Linked DNA regions of Homo sapiens: region 2 is linked to region 1. A link is a loop called in an ENCODE intact Hi-C map of the cell type or tissue named here. Cell type or tissue: heart right ventricle. All regions are shown on one strand. Links, peaks and the distances in the headings refer to the core of each region. The heading gives the core; the rest is flanking DNA.

What was found. Hi-C counts contacts between places; a loop is a spot of excess contacts. Peaks named below come from ENCODE experiments on the same cell type or tissue, not always from the same donor. Only the 100,000 strongest peaks of a DNase experiment are listed, where the experiment ranks them.
Region 2: it touches region 1 in a loop (3.0-fold over the local background); 59 of 110 quality-filtered maps call a loop at or near these places.

What each region holds. Positions count from the first base shown.
Region 1 is chr9:796,441-813,726 of GRCh38, reverse strand. LOC105375949 (a long non-coding RNA gene) reads left to right here. Exons shown (of 2, transcript XR_929411.1): 2 at 8,308-8,491. Among named protein-coding and RNA genes, the nearest start is that of DMRT1, 37 kb to the left of the region's middle. In heart right ventricle, for the core only: a CTCF peak has its summit at 6,972 (motif pointing right); no DNase peak of the experiment used is centred there; H3K27me3 peaks cover 366 bases.
Region 2 is chr9:390,412-398,411 of GRCh38, reverse strand. DOCK8 (dedicator of cytokinesis 8) reads right to left here. Exons shown (of 48, transcript NM_203447.4): 24 at 7,846-7,941; 25 at 1,478-1,627. Among named protein-coding and RNA genes, the nearest start is that of DOCK8-AS2, 76 kb to the left of the region's middle. In heart right ventricle, for the core only: no CTCF peak of the experiment used is centred there; a DNase peak (open chromatin) is centred at 3,544.

The sequences.
Region 1 (17,286 bases), core at 3,407-11,406:
TGATCTATCCGCCTTGACCTCCCAAAGTGCTGGGATTATAGGCGTGAGCCACCGCGCCCTGCCAAAAGTTTTTTTCGTAGCTCTCTAGGGTACCTACAATTTCTACCTTTGATAGTTATATGTTTTGGGATGAAGCGTTAGTAGTGCAAAATCCTTGGTGAAAAATTCATCTTAACATAACGTTCCTTTTCTTTCTTTCTTTCTTTCTTTTTTTTTTTTTTTTGAGATAGAATCTCACTCTGTCGCCCAGGCTGGAGTGCAGTGGCACAATCTCAGCTCACTGCAACCTTCGCCTCCTGGGTTCAAGCGATTCTTGTGGCTTAGCCTCAGGCTCCCTTGTTTCTGGGATTGCAGGCATGTGCCACCATGCCCAGCTAATTTTTGTATTTTTAGTAGAGATGGGGTTTTACCATGTTGACCAGGCTGGTGTTGAACTCCTGACCTCAAGTGATCCACTCGCCTTGGCTTCCCAAAGTGCTAAGATTACAGGTGTGAGCCACCACGCCAGGCCCATAACGTTTCATTGAATGTGAATCTAGGCCTACTCTTTCTGATTGATTCTGAATGATTATCCAACTCTAAGATGGTTGGAATCAAGTTTTCTTTTTGCATGCATTTTAAAATGTGGGCTTCTGGGCTCATGGTCTGTGAAGCTTTATTTGTGAGAAAGGAAATCTAGGTTGAGGGGATGGTCCTCCAGAAAAATTTTGCATTTGCTTCTGCCAGCTACTCCTGAGGGTGTTAACAGCCCATAACCACTTCTTGACATTAATATCTCAGCCCTCACAGGTAGTTCCAGCCCTAAAACTCTGTGAAGATAGGTTTGTGGTTACAAAGTCTCATGGAAGATGTCTTCCCCATATCTTGTCCCATGCATCCAAAGCCAAGGCCTAGGCAGACAAGGTCCCTCATCATCCTTCTTGGCCAATGGGTGTGATTTTCTAGTCCACTCTTTCATTCAGGATGTATCCCTTTGAAAGCCCCAGCTTTGTGTTGGTTATCAATTCGAACTCATTTTTAGGAGAAGCCAAAGGCCTTGTCTCCTGGCCCTGTGAGGCCCTTAAAACCCAAGTCCCTTCATCACTAAAACAGGTGCAACCCACACTAGGGTATCCAAAGTGTCCATTCTCTTACCTTCAGTTTTTTAGCTGCTTCTTTGTGTTTGACCTCTGGGGATTTCCTTCATTTCTTGTGAGATCAACCATGTATTTATAGGATATTTACGATATTTTATTCATAATGTATAGGTCTTTTGTTTTGGGGAGTGGTTCAAAGTATCTACCTTGCTGTTTTGTTGGAAATGGAAATCTGCCAAAAACCACATTTTTATGTCTTTACATTTTCTTCAATACCCAACATTGTATTGTATACAGATTGATTGCTTAATCCTAAATAATGATTGAATGAATATCCATGCTGTTCCCAAGGGATAACATATTATTCCATGAAAATATATTTGCTTATCATATTTTCATTTTGCACTGACGCCAGATTCCTTCCCTTAACCGATACGACACATCTAAGACAGGGGAGCTTTAGTGGAAAATAGGGAAGAAATGAAAGATAAGGACGAGATTCAAAAGTCAGGCCCAGGCAGGTCCTTGGTAGGTTAGGGAAAGGGACAAGATTGTCAGGCAGCAGGTCACTGTGATTTCATTAAAGGGAGGGGCTTCTGGGAACCCAGTCCCAACTTTTGCAAATTATTATATGGAGGGCAGTTTCTTGAGTATCACTTTTCCATTTATAAAGTCTCTGGAAGTTTGATAAGAAAATGTGGCAATGTGTGAACAGAGGTTAAGCTTGCTTTCCTCGATTTTCTTTCTTTCTTTTTTTTTTTTTTTTAAAAAAAAGGGTCCTTTTCGAAAAATTAGGAAGAGAAAAGAAACTCCATATTTTCTCTTCAAATGTGTGGGTGGTGAGATTTAGAAGGGGCAGACATGTTTACTAACTCTTAGTAAAAATATTTGTTGAACACCCACTGAGTGCCAAGCCGTGTGCTGGACACAGGGCTATAGCTGGGAACATGGAATGAGGGCCTGGCTCTGTGGTACTTCCATTCCATTTTACAGATAATCACAGAAAGAGATGTATACGTACAGATTATGAAGCGTGTTAGGAATGCAAGTCCATTAAAGAGCGTGGTGAAAGACTATAACCTGGGGTTGGTAGGGAAGGGAAATCAAGGAGCATCAAGAAAGGCTTCTCAGAGGAAGCAGCTCTATGCAGAGATCAGAAGGATGGGCCGGGTTAGTCAGGCCAATAGCATGCAGAAGAACAAACAGTGGAAGGAACAGCCTGTGTGCAGTTTCTCATTAGTCATAAACTTATGCAGAAAATACTGAAGCTTTTGATTCATTATAATATTACCTGCCATGCGGTGGCATGTGGCGGCTCACTGATTGTTTTCCTTGAGCTGGGCAGCCGGGCATCATCATCTCCACTTTCAGGATGAAGTTAGCAAGGCTCTGAGGTGCCTGGCTACCTGCCCAGGTCATATATTTTAAAGAGTCATAAGGCTGGGCGCAGTGCCTCATGCCTGTGATTCCAGCACTTTGAGAGGCTCAGTCGGGCAGATCACTTGAGGCCAGGAGTTGGAAACCAGCCTGGCCAACATGGTGAAATCCAGTCTCTAATAAAATACAAAAACTAGCCGGGTGTGGTGGTGTGCACCTGTAGTCCCAGCTACTTCTGCTTAGGAGACTGAGGCCGGAGAATTGCTTGAACCTGGGAAGTGGAGGTTGCAGTGAGCTGAGATCACTCCACTGCACTCCAGCCTCAGCAACAGTGCAAGACTCTGTCTAAGAAAGAAAAAAAAAAAAAAGAGTCATGGAGCTGGAGGTTGTGCTCTGGTTGTTTAAGTAGCTTGTGTTTAAAGGGAAACTTTGAAAGGCCCCCAGAAACAAGTGGTTTTCTTTTAGACAGCAGCCTGGCAGCTTATTGGATGCCCAACAGAAATGACTAGCAGTCTCTCGAAATAAATAAATGGCATTTTGAATAGGACAGAGGCTCAGGAGGAAGAGGTCCTAGCGGTAGATTTAACTGCAGGTCATCATCATAAATATAACTGGTTTCATCAGAGCTGTAATAAGGTTCTTGTGGGTGGAGTGTGCTGGTTTTGCTGTCAGAAATTGAGTAATGCAGTGTTAGTGCTACAGCTATTGACAACAAAACAAATTTCTATGGAAATTACTTTTAATATTGAGTTACTACAATTTAATGGCCACAATTTTTTTAAAGATTGGCTAAATCGAACACTAACTCCTCTCATCATTCATAAAATTAAAGGTGAAACAGCAAACAGAGTTGAAAAACCTACCTAGTCAATGAAAACACTGCGCCGTACCTTTCCCTTTATTTTTATGCGTGTATTTATTTATTTTTGAGAGACAGGGTCTTGCTCTGTTGACCAGGCTGGAGTGCAGTGCTGCAACTGTGGCTCACTGCAGCCTCGACTTCCTAGGCTCAAGTGATCCTCCCATCTAAGCCTCCTGAATAGCTGCAGCTACAAGTGCACACCACCATACCCAGCTAATTAAAAAAATTTTTTTGTAGAGGCGTGGTCTCACTACATGCCTAGGCTGATCTCAAACTCCTAGGCTCAAGGAATCCTCCTGCCTCAGCCTCCCAAAGTTCTGGGATTACAGGCGTGAGACACCTTTCCTTTTATTGCTAGAGATAGTTCTAATATGTTCTGCAAAAGGGCCTAAAGCAGTGTTTCTCACGTTTTTTGATATTATTAATTTTTACTCTGTCTTAGCTCAGGCTGCTGTAACAAAATGCCATAGATTGAATAGTTTAAACAATAGACATTTATTTTCTTACAATTTTGGAGACTGTAAATCCAATATGAGGGTCTAGCACAGTGAGATTCAGGTGAGAGACCTCTTCTGGGTTGCAGACCGGTGACTTCTTTATCCTCACCTGGTAGGAAGACAATGAGAGCTCTCTGGGGTCTCTTTTTTTTTTTTTTTTTTTTTTTGAGACGGAGTCTTGCTCTGTCGCCCAGGCTGGAGTGCAGTGGCGCGAACTCGACTCACTGCAACCTCCGCCTCCCAGGTTTAAGCGATTCTCCTGCCTCAGCCTCCAGAGTAGCTGGGATTACAGGCTTGCACCACCACGCCTGGCTACCTTTTGTATTTTTAGTAGAGACGGGGTTTCATCATGTTGGTCAGGCTGGTCTCGAACTCCTGACCTCGTGATCCGCCTGCCTCGGCCTCCCAAAGTGCTGGGATTACAGGCGTGAGCCACCATCCCCGGCCAGGATTAGGATTTCAATATATGGATTTTGAGGGAATACAAACATTCGGTCTATAACACACTTTCTAAGGAGAAAATTTATGGTAATTTAATAAATTTAGACTAATTAAAGTTAAACAAATTAAGTTCCATAATAGGAAATTATAACATATATATAATTTAATTTCTCCCTAGTGAGAGAAATATTAAAGAAGAAGAATTTGTCAGGTGGAATTTGACTTTGGAGGGCTACACACCATTGTAATATCTAGGATTTCTTGGCCCCCCAAGAACCAGTTTTAGCTTCTGAGAATTCATGGCCTAAAGGAGAAACAAAGAAAACACACACACACACACACCACACACCACACACATACCACACACACACCACACACACACCACACACACACCACACACACACCACACACACACACCACACACCACACACACACCACACACACCACACACCACACACACACACACACACCACACATACACCACACACCGCACACACCACACACACACACACCACACACCGCACACACCACACACACACACCACACACACCACACACACACACCACACACACACACCACACACACCACACACACCAGACACACACACACCACACACCACACACACACACCACACACACCACACACACACACCACACACACACACCACACACACCACACACACACACCACACACACCACACACACCACACACACACACCACACACACACACACACACACACACACACACACGTTGCAGAGCAGCATTATCTTATAACCTGTAAAGGATTGTACTAAATGGGAACTAAATGGTCATTGTGATGGTTATTTTGTTTGTTTGTTTGTTTTTGAGACGGAATCTCTCTGTCACCAGGCTGGAGTGCAGTGGCACAATCTCAGCTCACTGCAACCTCTGCTCCCCGGTTCAAGCGATTCTTCTGTCTCAGACTCCCTAGTAGCTGGGACGACAGGCACAAGCCACCACGCCCACGCCCAGCTAATTTTTTTGTATTTTTAGTAGAGACAGGGTTTCACCATGTTGGCTTGGATGGTCACTGCAGTAAGCATTTTGCCTGCATTATTTGTTTAATCCTCAGAACAACCCTATGAAGCATATACTACTGTTGTTCACCTTTTATAAATTAAGAGAGGCTCTGAGAAGTTAACAGCTGTCAACTTTTAAGTAGCAGAGCTGTGAATCGTACTCATCTCTGTTCCCCACACAGCTCCCAGGCTGCAGCCACTGCAGAGGATAGCATCCTCTGGAAGTGTTCTTAGTATCTATGCGAATTTTGTCCTTGGGGCCATCTCACCTCTCATTCCCCTTCTCTTCCACTCCTGGCCTGCTCCCTTGTTCCTATTACCCAGTATAAAACTTATTCCTCCTGAATCAGGGTTGGAAAGCAATCTGATAAATAGTTATTATTGGCTTGGGATTCCTAGCATTTGCCTTTCAGCAAAGGATATCTGTAACTCCCAAAAACTGAGTGGTGGGATTTGAGCAGGGGGGAGGAATTTCAGCAGGTGGGTAAAGTATTTGGAGGCTATGTGAGTTAGGCTACTGACAGGAGGAGGGTGGTACCCTTAGGTGGGGAATGGAGGAGAATTTAATAAAGAGATAATTTACAGAAGTTTGAGGAAGGTTAAGGGAAACCAACATGGGATAGCAACAGGCCTCCCTGGGGATGGCAACAAAGGGAGCCACCACCATCCGACACCTGAAGGGACAAGGAATAGTCCTAGGAACCCAAGAAAGGGGCTGAAGCTTTGGAGAATGCCATCTGGCAGAGGCCTTGGCTTCAGCAGAGACCTGCAGCCAACCTCTGGTCACCCAGCAGGGAGAAAACCAGGGAAAGAAAGACTCCTTCCTTGCCCTTGTCCTACCCTCCTACTTTTAAGGGTACCTTTTATGACCACACGCAAACTAAAGCTAGAGGACAAGGGGCCTGTTGATGCAGTCCATAGAGGCCAGATTTTGGGACACAGAGCAGAGTGGAGAAGAGGGCACAGGGGACCTGGAGGGCAGCGCTACAGCCTAGGATGGTGGCCGTCTGTGACAGGTGAACACAGGGCCAGTTTCATAAATGAAACACAGAGGATACCTCAGTTTTCATCAAGTGGCTGGGAGCATAGCAACGAAGGACACAGGGAGCTGGACTGCCTGGCCTGAAGACTGCCCTGCCATTTCTACCTTGGTGACTTTGGTGAAGTTCCTTAACCCTTCTGTGCCTTGGTTTCCTTATCTGTGAAACAGGCATGATAATCTCTACTCATAGGATTGTGAGGATAGAATTAATTGTAGCACTTGAACAAGGTCTGACTGAATTAACACCATCCTTATGACACTCCAGGTACAAAGCAGGTAGGAAGAAGCAATGTGCCCTTAGGTACTTACACGCTAAGCGGGAGACAGACACACCAGCCCTCACGACACAAGGTTAGGTGAGCTGGCAACTGAGGAGAAAGACTTGGCCGAAGGAGGGGTTGATCCTGCACCTCAGTGGGTCAGGTAGGGTTTTGCAGAGGAGGAGCCTTGAGCAAGGACTTGCAGAATGAGTTGATTTGCAGATGTGCCCAGTACACATCAATTAACAGTTCTGGAACTTTAAGGAAGGAAGGAAGTCCAGTTGGGTATTAAAAAGACTGGTAGATTTGTGGATTGTCAGAGGACAAGAAAGAACCCTGGAAATTAGGGCACAACTAAGCAGTGCAACAAGAATCCAGTAGGTGGCATAAATACCCCATTCATTTGGAGTTCCATTTGTCGTTTTTTTGTTTTGGTTTTTGGGTTTTTTTTTGTTTTGGATTTGGTGAATTTCTTTTTTTCTTCTTCCCTTCCTTAAGCTGCCCATTTCACCAACACTGTTGTTAGCAGTTTTATATGATCTTTATTTAATGCAATTAGATTTGCCTTTAGATCAAAGCAAACTATTTACAATTGATATAATAACTAAGCACCTCTCCAGAAAGAAGGTTGACTGCTTTGCAAGTATGAGCCCATTGTCTTAGTCCATGTGTGCTGCTGTAACGAAATATCACAGACTGGGTAATTTACAGCCATGAGCCACTATGCCCGAGGTGCTAAGGCCACCTCTTCACCTCTTTTTTTTTTTTTTTTTGTGATGGAGTTTCACTCTTGTTCCTCAAGCCAGAGTGCAATGGGGCAATCTCGGCTCACTGCAACCTCTGCCTCCCAGGTTCAAGTGATTCTCCAGCCTCAGCCTCCCGAGTAGCTGGGATTACAGGCATGTGCCACCATGCCTGGCTAATTTTTTTGTATGTTTAGTAGAAATGGGGTTTCACCATGTTAGCCAGGCTGGTCTCGAACTCCTGTCCTCAGATAATCCGCCGGCCTTGGCCTCCCAAAGTGCTGGGATTACAAGTGTGAGCCACCGTGCCCGGCCTAAGGCCACCTCTTAATACATCATATTGGTGATTAAGTTTGAACACATGAATTTTGCAGGACATTCAGACCATAGTACCATATTTAAAGAAAGACTGATTCACGTTGAGGTGAACCATCTAAACCCAATTTTCGTTATATTGTTTTCTAGAAAGTAGATTAAAAATTAAAATACTCCCAAGCTTGTCATGGTGGCTTACACTTGTAATCCCAGCTACTTGGGAGGCTGAGGTAGGAGAACAGATTGAGCCCAGGAGGCGGATGTTGCAGCGAGCCAAGATCACCCCACTGCACTCCAGCCTAGGCAACAGAGTGAGATGCTGTCAAAAAAAAAAAAAAAAGAAAAAGGAAGGGAGGGAGGGAAATAATATTATAGAAAGCATATAAAAATATTAAGAAAGAGAAAAAAACAATCTTAACTCAGGTATCTTTGTAGAAAATGCTAGCGATTTGAGGTATTGCCTTCCTTTTTCTTTTTTTAAGAAAATTAAATCACTTATTGATTACACATGATAATAGATGATACAAGCTTCATTCCAATCTATAATTTTATCTGGTAGCATTATTCAATTTAGATACATTGCATAGGATGTGCTAACAACCATTTTTATAACCACATGATTTTGCTTGATCCCTTTTAATGGTGAACTTCAGGTCACAACAGTAACTATCAGATCCACTACACCAAGATTTCTGAAGACAATGGCATCTCCACCCAAGCGCGTTGTAAATAAATTCCGAATAGAACCTGTCATCACCCTGAAGGAATTCTAACTTCACACTGTTGGGGAAATTTACCAAGATGGCTTCAGAATAGACTAACTTTACACAGCACATTTTTCAAAAAGACATTTATTCAGCATCATCATCAGAGTATTACATTTAGCAATCAACAGCATGGGTGCAAAAAAAAAAAAAAACTACATTAAAACCCTTTGTTGGAATGCTCTTCACTTTCCACAGAGCAGAAACTAAAATTACCTGTTATACAGTTAGTCACAAATACAGTCCTTGAGTGTTTTGCCCATACACATGAGCATTTGTCTAAAACATGTCTTATTTGGAGCAGCTATTGCCTTTCTTTTCCTTTGCATATTTTCTTTTTCTTTTCTTCTTTTTTTTTTTTTTGTTTGTTTTGAGATTTTGTCTCGATTTGTTGCCCAGGCTGGAGTGCAGTGGCGTGATCTTGGCTCACTGCAACCTCTGCCTCCCAGGTTCAAGCAATTCTCCTGCCTCAGCCTCCCGAGTAGCTGGGATTACAGGTGCCTGCCACCATGCCCGGCTAATTTTTTGTGTTTTAGTAGAGACAGGGTTTCACCATGTTGGCAGGCTGGTCTCCAACTCCTGACCTCAAGTGATCCACTTGCCTCGGCCTCCCAAAGTGCTGGGATTACAGGCGTAAGCCACCGCACCCGGCCACATATTTTCATTTATTCATGGAACAGATAGTAACTGACCAAATGTTATTCTGGGATATGGGGATCTAATAGCAAACAATTGGCAAAGCTCCTGTTGTCATAAAGTAAACAAGAAAATGAATGAATAAGCTGAAATAAGGATAATTTCACATTCACCGGAGAAGAAAATTGAACAAGGTGATAAGGAGGCTTGTGTTCTCTTCTTTAGATCGGGCTTTCAGGGAAAGCCTCATGAGGGCATGATGTTGAGCCACACTTGACTTGAATTGCTAGGAAGGATGTAGCATGTGAAGAGAGGGAGAAGGGCATTCCAGGCAGAGGGAAGAGCTGTGCAGAGATCCCAGGGTGCAAACAAGCTGGGTGTGTATGAGGCACCAAAAGAGGTCCTGAGTAGCTGGAGCACAGCAAGAGACCAGGAGAGAGGGAGGAGATGTGGTCAGAGAGCTGGACAGAGGGCTGAATCATGCAGGCCTGGACAAAGGTGTGGGACTTTATTATAACTGTTAATCATTGTATATGAGTTTGTAAGAACACATTTATCCTTCTGCCTTTTTCTCTTTGACATTATTAATACACTTTCTCCATGTCATTACATAGAGCTCAAAGCCATCATTTAAAATCAATACATACAATTCCATCAAGTGGATAATAATTTACTTAACCATTTTCCCCGTGAAAAGCATGTCCTCTTAACAAATATCCCTGAGTGGCAATATGTAGGCCAGGCACAGTGGCTCACGCCTGTAATTCCAGCACTTTGGGAGGCTGAGGCAGGCAGATCATCTGAGGTCAGGAGTTCAAGACCAGCCTGGCCAACCTGGTGAAACCCCATCTCTACTAAAAATACAAAAAAAATAGCCAGGCGTGGTGGCGGTTGCCTGTAGTCCCAGCTACTCAGGAGGTTGAGGCATAAGAATCTCTTGAACCTGGGAGGTGGAGATTGCAGTGAGCCGAGATCACACCACTGCACTTCCAGCCTTGGTGACAGAGCGAGGCTCCGTCTCAAAAAAGCAAAAACAAAAATCAAAAACAACAACAACAAAGCAAAATAAGGAAATAGTTTGGACACAGACATGCGCACAGGGAGAACACATGAAGATGAAAGCAAAGATGAGGGTGATGCTTCTGCAAGCCAAGGAACAGCAAAGAGTGCCAGCAGACATCAGAACCCAGGAGAGTGGCCCGGAATAGATCCTTTCCTTACATCTCACAAGGAACCAACCCTGCTGACACCTTCATCTTGGACTTCTAGCCTCTGGAACTGTGAGACAGCAAGTTTCTGTTGTGTAAGCCACCCAGTTTGTACGAAACCCTAGCAAGCTAATATAATATCTGTGCCTGCTAGATAGCTAATGAATTAGAGAGTCCAAAAATATGTGACTGTGTCTTGGAAAATATAGAAGAAATAAAGCCCATCAATAGGTGATATTCATCTGAAGCCAATTTGTGGCTGTGGGCTTGAGTGCCACAAATTGCCAAACTACAAATTACAAAGATTTCACAAAATTCAAATTAAAGCCCATGTGGTTTCTGGAGACTCTGAATGGTCTGGCTTTGCCCAACTATGGTGTGTTATCGACAAATTATGCTACCCCATATTAATGCTGTTGGAGGGAGGAGCTAGGAACTGAATGTAAGCATCTTGATAAATTCTTTGTATTTTGCGCAGGTTTTCATGTTTTTCTTTGATTTCTAGGTGGTATAATACATGGCAGTTATTTTACATTTTGTTCCTTTTCTTTTTTGAGAGCTATACCTTTGTATAGGGGAAAAGTCACGTTCCTGTTCAATTTTAAATTCTTCTCTTCTAAGTTGTGATTTCCTTTAGCTGTCTCCAGCCCATCAGGTCTAATATTCATGCATAACAGTGTGCAGTGATGTTATGGAGGAAGATGACGAGTGGACACAGTGGGGACAGTCTCCAGCCTCCCGGCTCACTCACACCAAGGGGAGGAAAGCATTTTCTGAAGGAGCAGTGGCCAAGCCGTCTGATGGGCGATAGAGCCACCCTTCCCTTCCCAAAGCGCTACAAGAAGGGGGCCTTTTGGGGCGACTCACACTTGGTTTAGATGACAAAATCTCTCTTCTGAGGACTCAGCAGTGAAAGTACACAGTCTCAGCACAAAATCCAGTACAGTATAACCTTTTAAAGCCTTTGTCCTATTAAAGGCTATTTACCTGAGTTGGCAGGTAAAATTATGGCCTGAGGATAAAAACATGTAGGGCAGCAAATGAAAGAATTAGTGCACTGTTAAAATGCGATTTGGCATTCAAGCAGAGAAATCTTTACCTGTTGGGGCTGTCGAGGGCACCTTCAAAGGTCTTGGGCCAAGGACGCTGACAGGGCCAGAGAGGAGCACATTTGTCCCCACATTTCAGCAAGAGCCCTTTCCCACACTCACCTCCCAGTTCTGCTCTGGCAAGAAGTGTACAGGAAGGGGTGGATTCATTGTGGGCACTGCATTTAAAGTCCCCTCTTGCCAATCCCCTCACCGTTACGATGCATTTATTTTTCTTGTTTGGCTCTGATAATGATTCTGATTATCAGGTGACCTGGGGTTTGGGCCACTGGGATGCCTTTGCTTTTTAAAGTGCAAGAAAACGGGCAAGAATTACAAAAAGGCAAGTCAGAACCAAGGCATTTCAAAAACAACTTTATCGCTCTGCCGCCAATGGCCTTTGGAGGGGGAAACGTAATTGAATCACTGACTTTGAATACTGAGCCGCTTTGCATGACTCATTAAACTGCCATTTCCAACACTTTTGGCTCGTGCTGTAAGAATGATAGAATCCTATAACAATCTATATGTTTAAATTCTTTTCTATTTGAAAGCGCCTTGTGGTACAAGTGCCTTCAGATGTGAGCACAGACATCAGTTGAAATACAAGACAGTCGTAATAGAGCTAAATTTGATAAGCCACACAAGCATGACTCAGGCAACCCAGCCTCTTAAATCAGGATGCACAATTAATTGCTACTCTTTTATTTATTATCTTTAATCCCTCATTGGATACAGTTGACTTGCTACTTCCTGGGATGAGGCCACAGCATAAGCAGGGATGAATAATTTTTAAATTATGAAGCAATTTCTTTGTTACAAACCTGGGCTCAGATGTAAATTCTAATCATTTCCTTTTCCCAGGACAGTGCCCTCTGAACTCAAAAGGGCGTTCATCCTTTTCCTCCTTCTACCCGTAGCGGGCAGCAAGCCAGGCATGTCTAGTTCTTAGAGGTCATTGTTGTTTTTCTTGCCCTCACTAAGGAATTGGCATATTCCCCCGAGACTCCTTTTTGACACCCTAAAGGCTCATTTAAACCCTATCTGATATTACAAATAATAAAACTCTCCTGGGTGAACTAGCTCTTTCTCCAACCCTCTTCCACCCTGCCTCTCACTTGGCTTCTTCATTCATGTTCATTTTTTGTTGTTGTTTTTTTGAGATGGAGTCTCACTCCATCACTCAGGCTAGAATGCAGTGGCGAGATCTGAGCTCACTGCGACCTCCACCTCCCGAGTTCAAGTGATTCTCCTGCCTCAGCTTCCAAAGTATCTGGGATTATAGGTGCGCGCCATTATGCCCAGCTAATTTTTGTATTTTAGTAGAGAGGCGGGTTTCACCATGTTGGTTATGCTGATCTCAAACTCGTGACCTCAAGTGATCCGCCCTCCTTGGCCTCCCAACATTCATGTTTATTTTAGCAAGTTTTGTACCTCTTAGGAAATAAGGTTTTTCTTACTTTGAGCTGTCAGTGGTTTTGAGCTGAGCCAGAATGAATAACTCAACCGAATGAATTAACAGGCTTTGATTTCAGGAGCATCAGGAAGCCATTTTCCTTCCTGCTTATTCCACAGCTTCCTCCATTGTCTTGGTGTTGCCCAAAATGCCACTCTTAGGAATTTCATCCTTTGTTTCCTGGTAAAACGTACATTCTTGTGGCAAGCATAATGCTTTATGCCTTTTTACAGTTGAGCTTGAGTTCACAGAATCCCGTGCTGAGAGGAGGCCATGTAAGGGGGAGGAGAGGAGGGAAGTGAAGAGTGGGACAGTTGTGATGGGAGAAGGGCCACACGTCTGGAGATACCCAGAGAGCAGGAAACTGCATTGAGGGAGCACTGATGTGGAAGAAAAGCATTACCATGGAGGGTGCAGCACAATCGTCCCTCGGTCTCCACGGGGGATGGGTTCCAGGACCCCTTTCTTTTTTTTTTTTTTGAGGTGGAGTATCACTCTGTCGCCCAGGCTGGAGTGCTGCAGCGTGATCTCAGCTCCCTGAAACCTCCACCTCCCAGGTTCAAGTGATTCTCCTGCCTCAGCCTCCCCAGTAGCTGGGATTACAGATGTGCGCCACCACGCCCAGCTAATTTTTTTTTTTAATTTTTAGTAGAGACGGGGTTTCACCATGTTGGCCAGGCTCATCTTGAACTCCTGACCTCAAGTGATCCTCCTGCCTCGGCCTCCCAAAGTGCTGGGATTGCAGGCGTGAGCCACTGTGCCCGGCCCGGGACACCTTTCAGATACCAAAATCCACAGATGCTCAAGTTCCATGGCGTAATGTTTGCGTATAATTTACATAGACTCTTCCATGTACCTTAAATCATCTCTGGATTACTTATAATACCTAAAACAATGTAAATGCTATGTAAATAGTTGTTATACTGTATTGGAAAGGAATAGTAACAGAAAAAAAAATCTGTACATTTTAGGTACAGAATCAACCATCCATTTTTTGCCCCAAATATTTTCCATCTGCTGTTGGTCGAATCCACTGATGAGGGTACCCACAGATATGGACAGCTGACTGTACATATATACCCTAAGATGCTTCTTTATTAAAAACAATTCCTGATTATAGAAGTAATTGATACTTATGATAGAAAAGTTTATAAAATTTGTAAAATATTAAAAATGCCCATAATCTTTACAGGCCAGAGATATCTAATAATTTTCCATGGTGATGTTTCATGGCCCCATAATATCCCGTCATTTATTTTACCAATTCCCCATCAACGTTTGCTATTACAAGTGATAATAGCTAACTTTTACAAAGCCTTCTAGGCTCTTTTCTAAATGGCTGGTGTCAGTCAATTCACTCAATCTTTAAAGCAGCCCAGTGAGGAGGTACAGGTATTATTCTCACTTTAGAGATGAGGAAACAGGCGGCGGGGGATAACCTGTCCAGAGCCACACGCTAGACAACAGTGAATTCAAGATTCATACCCTGGCAGTTGTCTCCAGGGCTTGGGCTCTTAATGTTTCTGCACAAATTGTTTTCTGAGGCTAGTTTCCCTAAGATAGCATCTCTGGGTCCAAAGTTCAAGAGCATATTTAAGGCTCTTGATATATTGCTAAATTGCTCTCTGTAAAATTTACTCATTTGGCAATGTGTTTCCACTTCATTTGCTTCTTTGATGTTTGAAAACAAAATGAGGCCGGGCGCGGTGGCTCACGCCTGTAATCCCAGCACTTTGGGAGGCCGAGGCGGGTGGATCACGAGGTCAGGAGATCGAGACCATCCTGGCTAACACGGTGAAACCCCGTCTCTACTAAAAATATAAAAAATTAGCCGGGCGCGGTGGCGGGTGCCTGTAGTCCCAGCTACTCGGGAGGCTGAGGCAGGAGAATGGCGTGAACCCGGGAGGCGGAGCTTGCGGTGAGCTGAGATCAGGCCACTGCACTCCAGGCTGGGCAACAGAGTGAGACTCTGTCTCAAAACAAAACAAAACGAAACACCTGTGTTGCTGTAGCTGAATAGCTCTATTTACATTTTGTCTCCCATCCCTGAGCTGGCAGCAGGAGAAGGGACCAGAGAAACAAAGATTTGTCTGCACAGGAGACCTGAAGTCCTTGAATTATGACAGCTTTGGAGATTTCTAAAAGCACATTTCGATCAGGCACATCCTGGGCTTGGCCTCCCTGTTCTTTGAGTTGCCTTGGATATGAGGTGAATTATCAGTGTCACTCCTTTTGGGCTTTTCTTTTTTTGTAAACCACATGTCTGGGAGGCAATGACAGAATTCCTCCCCAGTCCTCTGTCTTCAGAGCACAGTACGTGCACTAGGACACTGGCATGGGGGAGGTGCCCCTCGGAAGGGCAGCAGGGACCAGATAGTAGCCTGAGCTAGAAAGCCCAGAGGTTTACTTGGTTGGTTGGTTGTTCGTATGTTTGTTTGTTTGCTTGTTTTTTGGAGATGGAGTCTCACTCTGTTGCCCAGGCTGGAGTGCAATGGCGTGATCTTGGCCCACTGCAACCTCTGCCTCCTAGGTTCAAGCGATTCTCCTGCCTCAGCCTCCCGAGTAGCTTGGATTACGGGCATGCACCACCATGTCCAGCTAATTTTGTATTTTTAGTAGAGACGGGGTTTCACCATGTTGGCCAGGCTGGTCTTGAACTCCCGACCTCAGGTGATCCACCCTCCTTGGCCTCCGAAAGCGCTGGGATTACAGGCATGAGCCACTGCGCCCAGCCTATTTGTTTTTTATAGAAAAGGCTCTTAAATGTCTCATGAGAGATCAGTTAACTGAATTATGGAATATCCATTCAATGGGATACTATGAATGAGGTAGATCAGTATACACTGACATGGAAAGATGACCAAGGCATTCTTTTACGTAAAAAAAGAAACAAAGAACAAATTACAGAACTGCACCCGTCATATAATCCCATTTCAGAAAATGCATAGAAAAGATTTCCTCTAGAAACTGCGATGGGCCGGGCGCAGTGGCTCACGCCTGTAATCCCAGCACTTTGGGAGGCCGAGGCGGGCGGATCACGAGGTCAGGAGATCGAGACCATCCTGGCTAACATGGTGAAACCCCATCTCTACTAAAAATACAAAAAATTATCCGGGCGTGGTGGTGGGCACCTGTAGTCCCAGCTACTCGGGAGGCTGAGGCAGGAGAATGGCGTGAACCCGGGAGGCGGAACTTGGAGTGAGCAGAGATCACGCCACTGCAGTCCAGCCTGGGCGACAGAGCGAGACTCCATCTCAAAAAAAAAATAAGTTAATAAAAATAAATAAAAGAAACTGGGATGGATAGAGTTTAGGGCCTTCCATCTTCTTTTTGAGGTGGTGTTCACTCTTTGTCATCCAGGCTGGAGTACAATGGTGAGATCTTGGCTCACTGCAACTTCTGCCTCCCGGATTCAAGCGATTCTCCTGCCTCAGACTCCAGAGTAGCTGGAATTAGAGGTGTGCACCACCACACCCAGCTAATTTTTGTATTTGTTGTGGAGATGGGGTTTCGCCATGTTGACCATCCTGGTCTCAAACTCCTGACCTCCATCTGCCCGCCTCAGCCTCCCAAAGTGCTGGGATTACAGGCGTGAGCCACCACGCTGGGCCCCATTTTTTATTTTGTATATATTTCCTTGAAATTTTCAGTGAACTTATGTTACTTTTAAAAGTAATATAAAATCAATAGAGACTTTATAGTAAGGTGGAACAGCTGGATTATAAAATTTTAAAATATGCATCACTTGAGCCCAGGAGTTTAAGACTAGTCTGGGCAACACAGCAAGACCTCATCTCTCCAAAATAAATAAATAAATAAATAAATAAATAAATAGGCCAGGTGCGGTGGCTCAAGCCTGTAATCCCAGCACTTTGGGAGGCTGAGGCGGGCAGATCACGAGGTCAGGAGTTTGAGACCAGCCTGGCCAACATGGTGAAACCCTGTCTCTACTAAAAATACAAAAATTAGCCAGGTGTGGTGGCACGTGCCTGTAGTCCCAGCTACTTGGGAGGCTGAGGCAGAAGAATCGGTTGAACCCAGGAGGCAGAGTTTGCAGTGAGCCAAGATTGCGCCACTGCACTCCAGCCTGGATGACAGAGCGAGACTCCATCTCAAAACATAAAATAAATGAATGAAATTTAAAAATTGTATCTTAATTAGGTGGGCATGATGGCATATACTTGTGGTCCCAGCTACTCAAGGGGCTGAGGTGGGAGGAGCCCTTGAGACAACGAGGTTGAGGCTGTAGTGAGCCATGATCACCCCACTGCATTCCAGTGTGGGTGACAGAGCAAGATCCTGTCTCTAAAAAATAATATTAAAATAAACATTTTAAATATGCAAACATATAAACTCATATTTATAAATGGAGAAAATTTTATATGTAGAAGTAGAAAACAGGATCTCAAGGAATATTAAAATAGTACTAATTGAACTGGTGTTTGGGGAATGGAAATATGTTGTTTTCCTTTGTATTTTC
Region 2 (8,000 bases), core at 1-8,000, 410 kb after region 1:
GGTTTGAAACTATTTTGCTTTTGTTAACATGCAATTTGCAAATTCAGGCCATGCTGACCAGTCAAGTCACTGGGATGGATGGGGACCTGATAAAGAGGTTGCTACCGTGCCGCTGAGAGGTCCTCGAACTCTCTCCGCATTCTCCACATGGCCACTCCTCCTGGGTGCCTTACGTGACTCAGTATCTGGGTCTAAAATCTCCAGTCTTGGCTTTACTGCTGGCTGTGTGTGACTTTTGGAAAATTTATCAACCTCACTGTGCCTTATTCTCACACCTGCCAATGTGGAGATACCATGCTGTTCCAACAAAGTTTGCCATGAGGAATAACCGAATGAAAATCTCCTGAGCACTTGGTACTATGCACATTCTCAATAACGACAAAGCGATTAATAATAAACATTGCTTCCTAAGATTTTTGTAGCTGCCTTTTAAACATTTGATTTATTCCATTTTATATATGTTTTAGCTTTTATTCTGAAACAATTTTAAACTTACAGAAAAGGTGCAAGAATAGTACAAAGAACTACTGTATACCCTTTAACGAAGCTTATCAATACTTGACATTTTGCTACATTTGTTTTATCATTCTATGAACATAAAAACATTTTTTTCTGAACCATTTGAGAATGGGTTGCAAATATCATGCCCATTTACCCCATAACACTTCAAGGTGTATTTCCTAAGAGCAAAAATATTATCTTTCATATCTACATTTTTCTTTTAGATGGAGTCTCACTCTGTCACCCAGGCTGGAGTGCTGTGGTACCATCTCGGCTCACTGCAACCTCCGCCTCCTGGGCTCAAGCGATTCTTCCACCTCAGCCTCCCGAGAAGCTGGGATTACAGGTACGTGCCACTACACCCGGCTAATTTTCCATATTTTTAGTAGAGACGGGGTTTCAACATGTTGGCCAGGCTGGTCTCGAATGCCTGACCTCAAGTGATCTGACCACCCTTGCCTCCCAAAGTGCTGGGATTACAGGTGTGAGCCACTGCACCCAGCCTGATATGATCATTTAAACCACAGTCCATATTGCAATTTCTTTTTTTTTTTTTTTTTGAGACAGAGTCTCACTCTGTCACCCAGGCTGGAGTGCTGTGGCACCATCTCGGCTCACTGCAACCTCTGTCTCCCAGGTTCAAGCAGTTCTCTTGCTTCTGCCTCCCAGTTGCTGGGATTACAGATATGCACAACCATGCTCAGCTAATTTTTATATTTTTAGTAGAGACAGGGTCTCACCATGTCACCATGTTGGCCAGGCAGGTCTCGAACCCCTGGCCTCATGTGTGTAATTTGTTTATAACAATTTTCCAGCCCCACATCAGGGTCCAGTCCAGTATAACATACTGCGTTTAACTGTCATTACAGTTATATTTTAATTATTGTTTTAAAATGATGCTTATTTTTCTCTGATTATGAAAGTAATATATGTTCCAGGTAAACAATTTAGAAAATAAAGAGTAAAATACAGTTACCTTCTGTGGTTTTACTAAAAGGGCTGCAATTTCCGAGGTGACCACATTAACAATAGTAGTTATGTCATCCATGAAACGGTCAGAAAAACGAGTCCTCCGAAAACTGTCCCGTTTGTCCATGTTATGTACGTGCTGGGCCATGCTTTTCACCTGCGGAGGGGGATGGAGGAAATGTCAACATGGAGATTGGTGACCTGCTTGTACAATGCAGAAAAGGGGGAAAGACTCACAGAAATGCTCTCTAACAATGGATTTTCTGACACTTTATCTGTGCTGGTGGTGCCCGAGCAAGCTCTGGACTAAAATGCTGCAGACACACCAATGGTTACCATGGTGGCGGGAGGTGGGAAGGGTGTCCTCTTTTTGACCCCAAGTCAGAGGCTCCCTTCTTGCTGCTGACAAAGCCAGGAGCTTAATTCTTTAGCTACAGTGTTCTCAACTGCCTACATCCTGGAAGGCAGACCTGAGCTGGGCTCCTGTAACCAGCTAGGTGTCCTCTATCATAGGACAGAACACATGACTCAGAAAGGAACAGTTTATCACAAGGTTCTTGATGCGAACTAAAGTCTTTTCTGTTCCTGAAACTACAGTAAGGAGAACGTGGGAGAAATGTTCCTCCTATCTTGAGTTTCAGTGTTTCTCGAGGGAGCACAGTTTTTCCAGAAACAGTTCTATAGTTTCCAGCAGTTATCTTCTGCTCCTATAAATTTTAGCTATATTATATATTGAGCAGGAAATGTTGGCCAGCTGGAAACAGAACCACTATTTAGAACATTGCCTCCAGGGAAAACATTACCTCTAGGGGAAATTTTGAGTTCCATAAGTCTAATTTTTAGTTACATAATGCAGACAGTCACCAAATGACACAAAAATATCTATATACAGATTATCTATCTATATCTAGTATCTCTATATAGATATCTTTGTGTCAATACAAGTCACCAATTGACACAAACTGGTGTATACTGTGGTTACATATATAATGCAAACAATTCGTCAACTGACAGAAAGATATTTATATACAGATATATCTATATGGATATACATACATATACATATCGTATCTATATATAGATATCCTTGTGTCAATTGGTGACTGTCTGCATTATGACTAGAATAATACTATCTCAATGCCTACCACAATTTTAAATCAAGATCATGCTTATTTTTTGGACATCTTCTTGGGGCCAGGAGATTCACAGGTCAATATGGGCCCCCTTGTCACCATCTGAGGGTGAGTCTTATCCTTGTTGGAAGTTGCTTACACTATTAGGAACATGGGGAAGACTAGAAGGTCTTGTGGTTGGGTCCCTACACTCTGAAAACGTTTTCATGTATGCGTCTAGATTAGTCAGACAGCCACTGCAATACTACTACTACTACTACTACTACTACTACTACTAATGGCACTGGAAGTTGAACCACCCACATTTGCCCTCTGTGTTGAGACTGGAAGAAGAGGGGACTTCCACTCCCAGGAGCTACATGAGAGAACGTTAATACACTAACAGCAGAATTCAGTTTCTAAGGATGCATGCAGCACTGGCAATTTTTGTTAGCATGGAAACAAACAGAAAAAACAAAGGGAAGGCAAAATAAGAAAAAACCAGAGACACAGGCTTTATGTGTTTCATGTTTTCAGACAACGCCATGGCCAGCTCAGGGAAGACCTAAGGACATCAAACCCTAAAGCTCAGTAGAGAAACCATGGTTTCTCCTCATGGCGGCATCCTCTTTGGTTTGGGACACAGAGATGGCTTCATATCCCACAAGGCCGCATGCACCTGGTGAGAAGACCCGAATGAAGGGTGGGAACTGGACCCATTTTTGTCCGAAAAAAGCCTCTCTCTCACTATGCTCCTAACAAAGGACTTAAGAAGATAAGGCCTCTTTGTTTTGGGCAATGCCAATCCTGATTCTGGGCAGGCTAACCATCCCAGCACTAAGGCTTTCAGAACTCACTGCTGTATTTGGCTCCTGTCTGCTGAGTTTGGCCATCCTACAACCAAATACATAATTCTCACAATACCATACTTCCAACCAATGGCCTCTTTCCAGACTGTCAGCAGCTTGCCAGCTACTGTGTCCTCCAGATCTCCAGAGAAGAACATCCAGTAGAAACACTAGTGGAGGCCTGGCCCTGTTGAGTGGGGCGAGGCACAGAAATCTTTCCCCCTATATGGGCCTTTGTGGCCCATTTAAAGTAAGGGTACCTCTAAAGAACCCCTTAATGTGGAACTTCATGTCCTGAGTGAGTAAACTAGGTCACCCATTTATCTCTATTTCTCCAAGGTCTGGCTCAGCAGTTTCTAGAAGCACAGGGATTTTATTCATTAGCAAGTGTGAAAGTCGCCCAAGCATTGTGTTTAACAGCTCTAATGCCAAAGTGGTTGTTCATTAGCGCTTGGGCACTGACACAACTAGAGGGTGTTAAATTGCCCAGGTTGTTGGCTAAGGCCAAGGAAGCTGTTGTCTTTCTCAAGCTTCTTGGAAAAAAACAAAACAAAACTGTTTTGGTTTTCAAATAACTTCCTGGGCATTGGTCAGGCAAATGCATAAACAATGTATGAAGAATTGGGCACCTTGTCTGAGTCTGAGATCAATTTCCTTGCAAAGTTCTGGCTGGGGGATGATAGTTTCCATTTGCCCCTACCCCAGCTCCCTGATGGATTTCTTGTCCTTCTCTGTCTGTCTCTGAATGCTGGGAAGGGGGTCTCGAGGGACCACATCACTCAGGCCCCCTTAACCTTTGGCTTCCAGTTGGAGTTGGCCAACAGGAGCACAAACAAGGGGATCATTACGTGGGAGAACAGAGAGGCCCAGGTAGTTACTCACTTCCACTGCCCTCATCCCTGCTGCAGTGAGGTCCTGGTAGTGGCAACATTTTTCTAAGGCCCCAGGCTCCTTTTCTAAGATTGTCTCATCTGCCTCCAGATTTTTCTAGGCCCCAGTTACTCTGCTATACTCTTGATTCTTTAGAGCTAGCATAGAGAAAGGCTTCTGCCAGCTGCTGTACCCTGGGGGCTCTCACCAATCCTCATTGGCCCCTGAACCTCCCATACATGCTGAGCAGAGTCCTTTTGATCAATGCTTTTCAGTTAACCCTTTTGGGCAACGGAAACTCTGTCCTGCCAGAACCTGACAGACTTAGGTTTTAGGCTGCTGGTAGAACTGGTGTCTTGGGTGATCTGCATGTTGACAAACCCCTGCAATATGCTTAGATCAGCAGGGGCTTTCTTCCCAAAAAACTTCATCTGTTTACCATAAGGGACTTCCTAGAGGTAAGATGGGCCATGTGCTTTAGCTTATGCTTTCTCTCCTGGGCCAACGAAGCCCTAGTAAATAAATGTGCAAGGCCAAAAGCAGTTAGGGGCAGTGAAGTGGTACTGCTGAAGCATTTGGCTGACTTGGAGACTCTCTTTATGGCCACCACCCTTCCTCCAACCCCATCTGTAAATTTGGGATAATAAAAGTTCCTCCTGCCTCAAGATTGCATAATGATTACATTAGATGATGCTTTAAAATGCTTAAAACACTGCCTGGCACATATATAGTAAGATGCTCAGTAGTTTTGATGTGATTATTCTTTCTCCCATTGGTATGCCAACTATTGGTATGCCAACTATTATTGGGATTCTGTGAAGAACAGAGACATCATTACACCTGCAGAGAATGCAAACTTCCTTTGGAAAGAGAGCTCTAAGATGCCACATGGAACCACTCAGAATAAGCAATGCTGAATTCCGCATTGGGAATGAATTATTTGTATGAATTATCCATAGCTGGATTATGACTCAAGTGAATCTTCTTCTTCTTCTTCTTTTTTTTTTTTTTTTTTTTTTTTTTTTTGAGACAGGGTCTCAATCTGTTGCCCAGGCTGGAGTGCAATGGCATGATCAAGGCTCACTGCAGCCTTGAACTCCTAGGCTCCAGTGACGCTCCTGCCTCAGCCTGCTGAGTAACTGAGACTACAAGCACATGTTACCACACCCAGGTAATTTTTTCATTTTTGCAGAGCTAGGCTGAGTGAATCTTCTTTATGGAGAGACATGATGGTGGGTGGGATGTGTAAATAGAAGCAGGATATAAAGGGCATGGGGTGACGGTTTTGATACTTCTCATGCCTCAAGAAACAAGAGGGGAATGGGTCTTATGGCCCAGTCCCTTTCCTGCCAGAGCATGGAGCTCATGTCTCATTGTTAATGCTCTTGCCCCAAGACTTGTGAGCTGCAGCCACCACCTTAATTAGCTCGGCTTTTGGAATGAAAAAAAAATTCTGGTGTTGTCTGAGTACAAATTCCAAAAGACCTGTAGCTCTGTATAGGATTCACAGAACAGAGGTGGTGTAGACCAGTGGATCATTAACAGGCTTAGAAGTCACCTGAGAAGACAGGTAAATGCACAATGCTGGCCTCCAGCCTCCTAATTTTAGTGCTTTGAGAAAGAATCTCTGCTTTATTTTTACTAAGCACCTCCAGGTGGTTCTGTGGCAAGGATTTGGGACCATGCTTTGGGACCCTTCTCAAAACAGAGGTTGGGACTTTGCAAAACTTCATGGGATTTGAATCCTGGGTGTGTTTCTGTGGCATGAACCTGACTTCTTCTGAACTCTATTCCACATTGCTTCCTATTTCCTCCCCAGTGGATGGTTCATTTGTTTCCTTTGCCCTTTGTTCTCTGTGTCCTATTGTTCAGCATTTCTCCCTTTTTCTTGGGCTTCAACTTACATACAAAAACTAGAGCTTAGGTGGAACCCCTCCCATCTCTTTAGTCCCTCTCTCTTTTTTTTTTTTTTTTAGATGGAGTTTTGCTCTTTTTGCCCAGGCTGCAGTGCAATGGCGCAATCTCAGCTCACTGCTGCCTCTGCCTCCCAGGTTCAAGCAATTCTCCTGCCTCAGCCTCCTGAGTAGATGGGATTACAGGCACCCGCCACCACACCCGGCTAATTTTTGTATTTTTAGTAGGGATGGGTTTTGTCACGTTGGCCAGGCTGGTCTCGAACTCTTGACTTCAAGTGACCTGCCTGCCTCAGCCTCCCAAAGTGCTAGGATTACAAGTGTGAGCCACCACACCCAGCCTAGACTCTCTTTAAAAAAAAAAAAAAAAAAAAAAAGATTCACTTAATGGGACAGGGGAAAGAACCCAATGAATATAAAGCTAACATTATCACTAAATCTCAACCTACTCCAAATCCTCTGAACTGTTTGCATATATATTTTTATATAGTTGGTGTCTATGTCTTTAGACCTCTTTCATTCAACATCATCTCATTATGCATCTCTGTTTATCAACATTGAGAAAATGTTTATTTTTAGTGCCTCTATGGGAAAATCCTTTTGCTTCCATTAATAATTAAACAAAAAAATAGTTATCACTATTATTCCCCTTATTTTAAAATTAAGGTATTATGGCTATACCTTTTGCTTTTCTGCTCGAGTAATGGTAGAAGTTTTAGGATAAACAGATATACAAATTTCATTCTGTTTTCCAACAGATATTAATTGGGCCTTGCATGGTACCAAGCAGTGTGCTGAGGCTAGAGATGGGATAATACACAAGAGAGACCCAAATCCTGAAAATCTAACCGCTGAGACAGAAAAAACAATTAGAAATTGTGATAACCACTAGGAAAGAAATAAATAGGGTGCTCAGAAGGAGGATAATAGAGGAAGATATATTACAGTATTAGGTGGTCAGAAAAGGCCTCTTGGGGATGGTTCCACTGAAGCTGAAATCTACAGAGAAGAATAGAAACTGTGTGTGTTGGGGGTGCGGAGGTGAAAGTTAGGGAGCAGGAAGAGAATCTGGAAAAGGCTGTGAGGCCAAAATGGCCTTGGCATCTTCAAAGCACCAAAAGAGGACCATGTGGCTGAATGATGGGGGAATGTGGCGTGAGATGAGGTTAGAGAGGGAGGAAAACAACAGAATCATACAAGGGCTTTTTAGGTCATGATAAAAATTTGTGCTTTCTTCTCAGTGCAGTGAAAATCATCGATCGGTTTTTAAAAGGAGCGTGACATTCTCTGTTTAGTATTGGCTGCCATGTGCAGAATGGGTGGGCCAAGAGCAAAAATGGATACAGGCAGGAAAAAGAGGATGTCACTGCGAGAGGCACATGAGAGATGATGGTGTGTGGCCAGGTGGAGAGTGGTGAAGGTGATGAGAACTCACAGGACGGCGATAGATTTTCATGGTAGAAGCAACACAATTTAGTGGAAGAAGGATGGGAGGGGTGAGAGATTATTAGATTTCAAGAAACCACCCCAGGTTTTCAGCAGGGGCAACTCAGTGAACAAAATGTCAATTCCTTTCTGCTGTGTGCTTCTCTTGGCCTATTGAGCACAGATACAAACGCGCAAGAATCTCACCAGAAGCTCAAAGAAGAACCAGGCATACTTGAAGACTGTTTCTCTCACCATTCCGGTGCTGACCACCATCTGAAGGGCAAGCTCCTCATGGAAATGCTAAATAAGAACCACAAAAATTAGGCTGTGAAACAAAGGCTATTATTATTCACCAACAC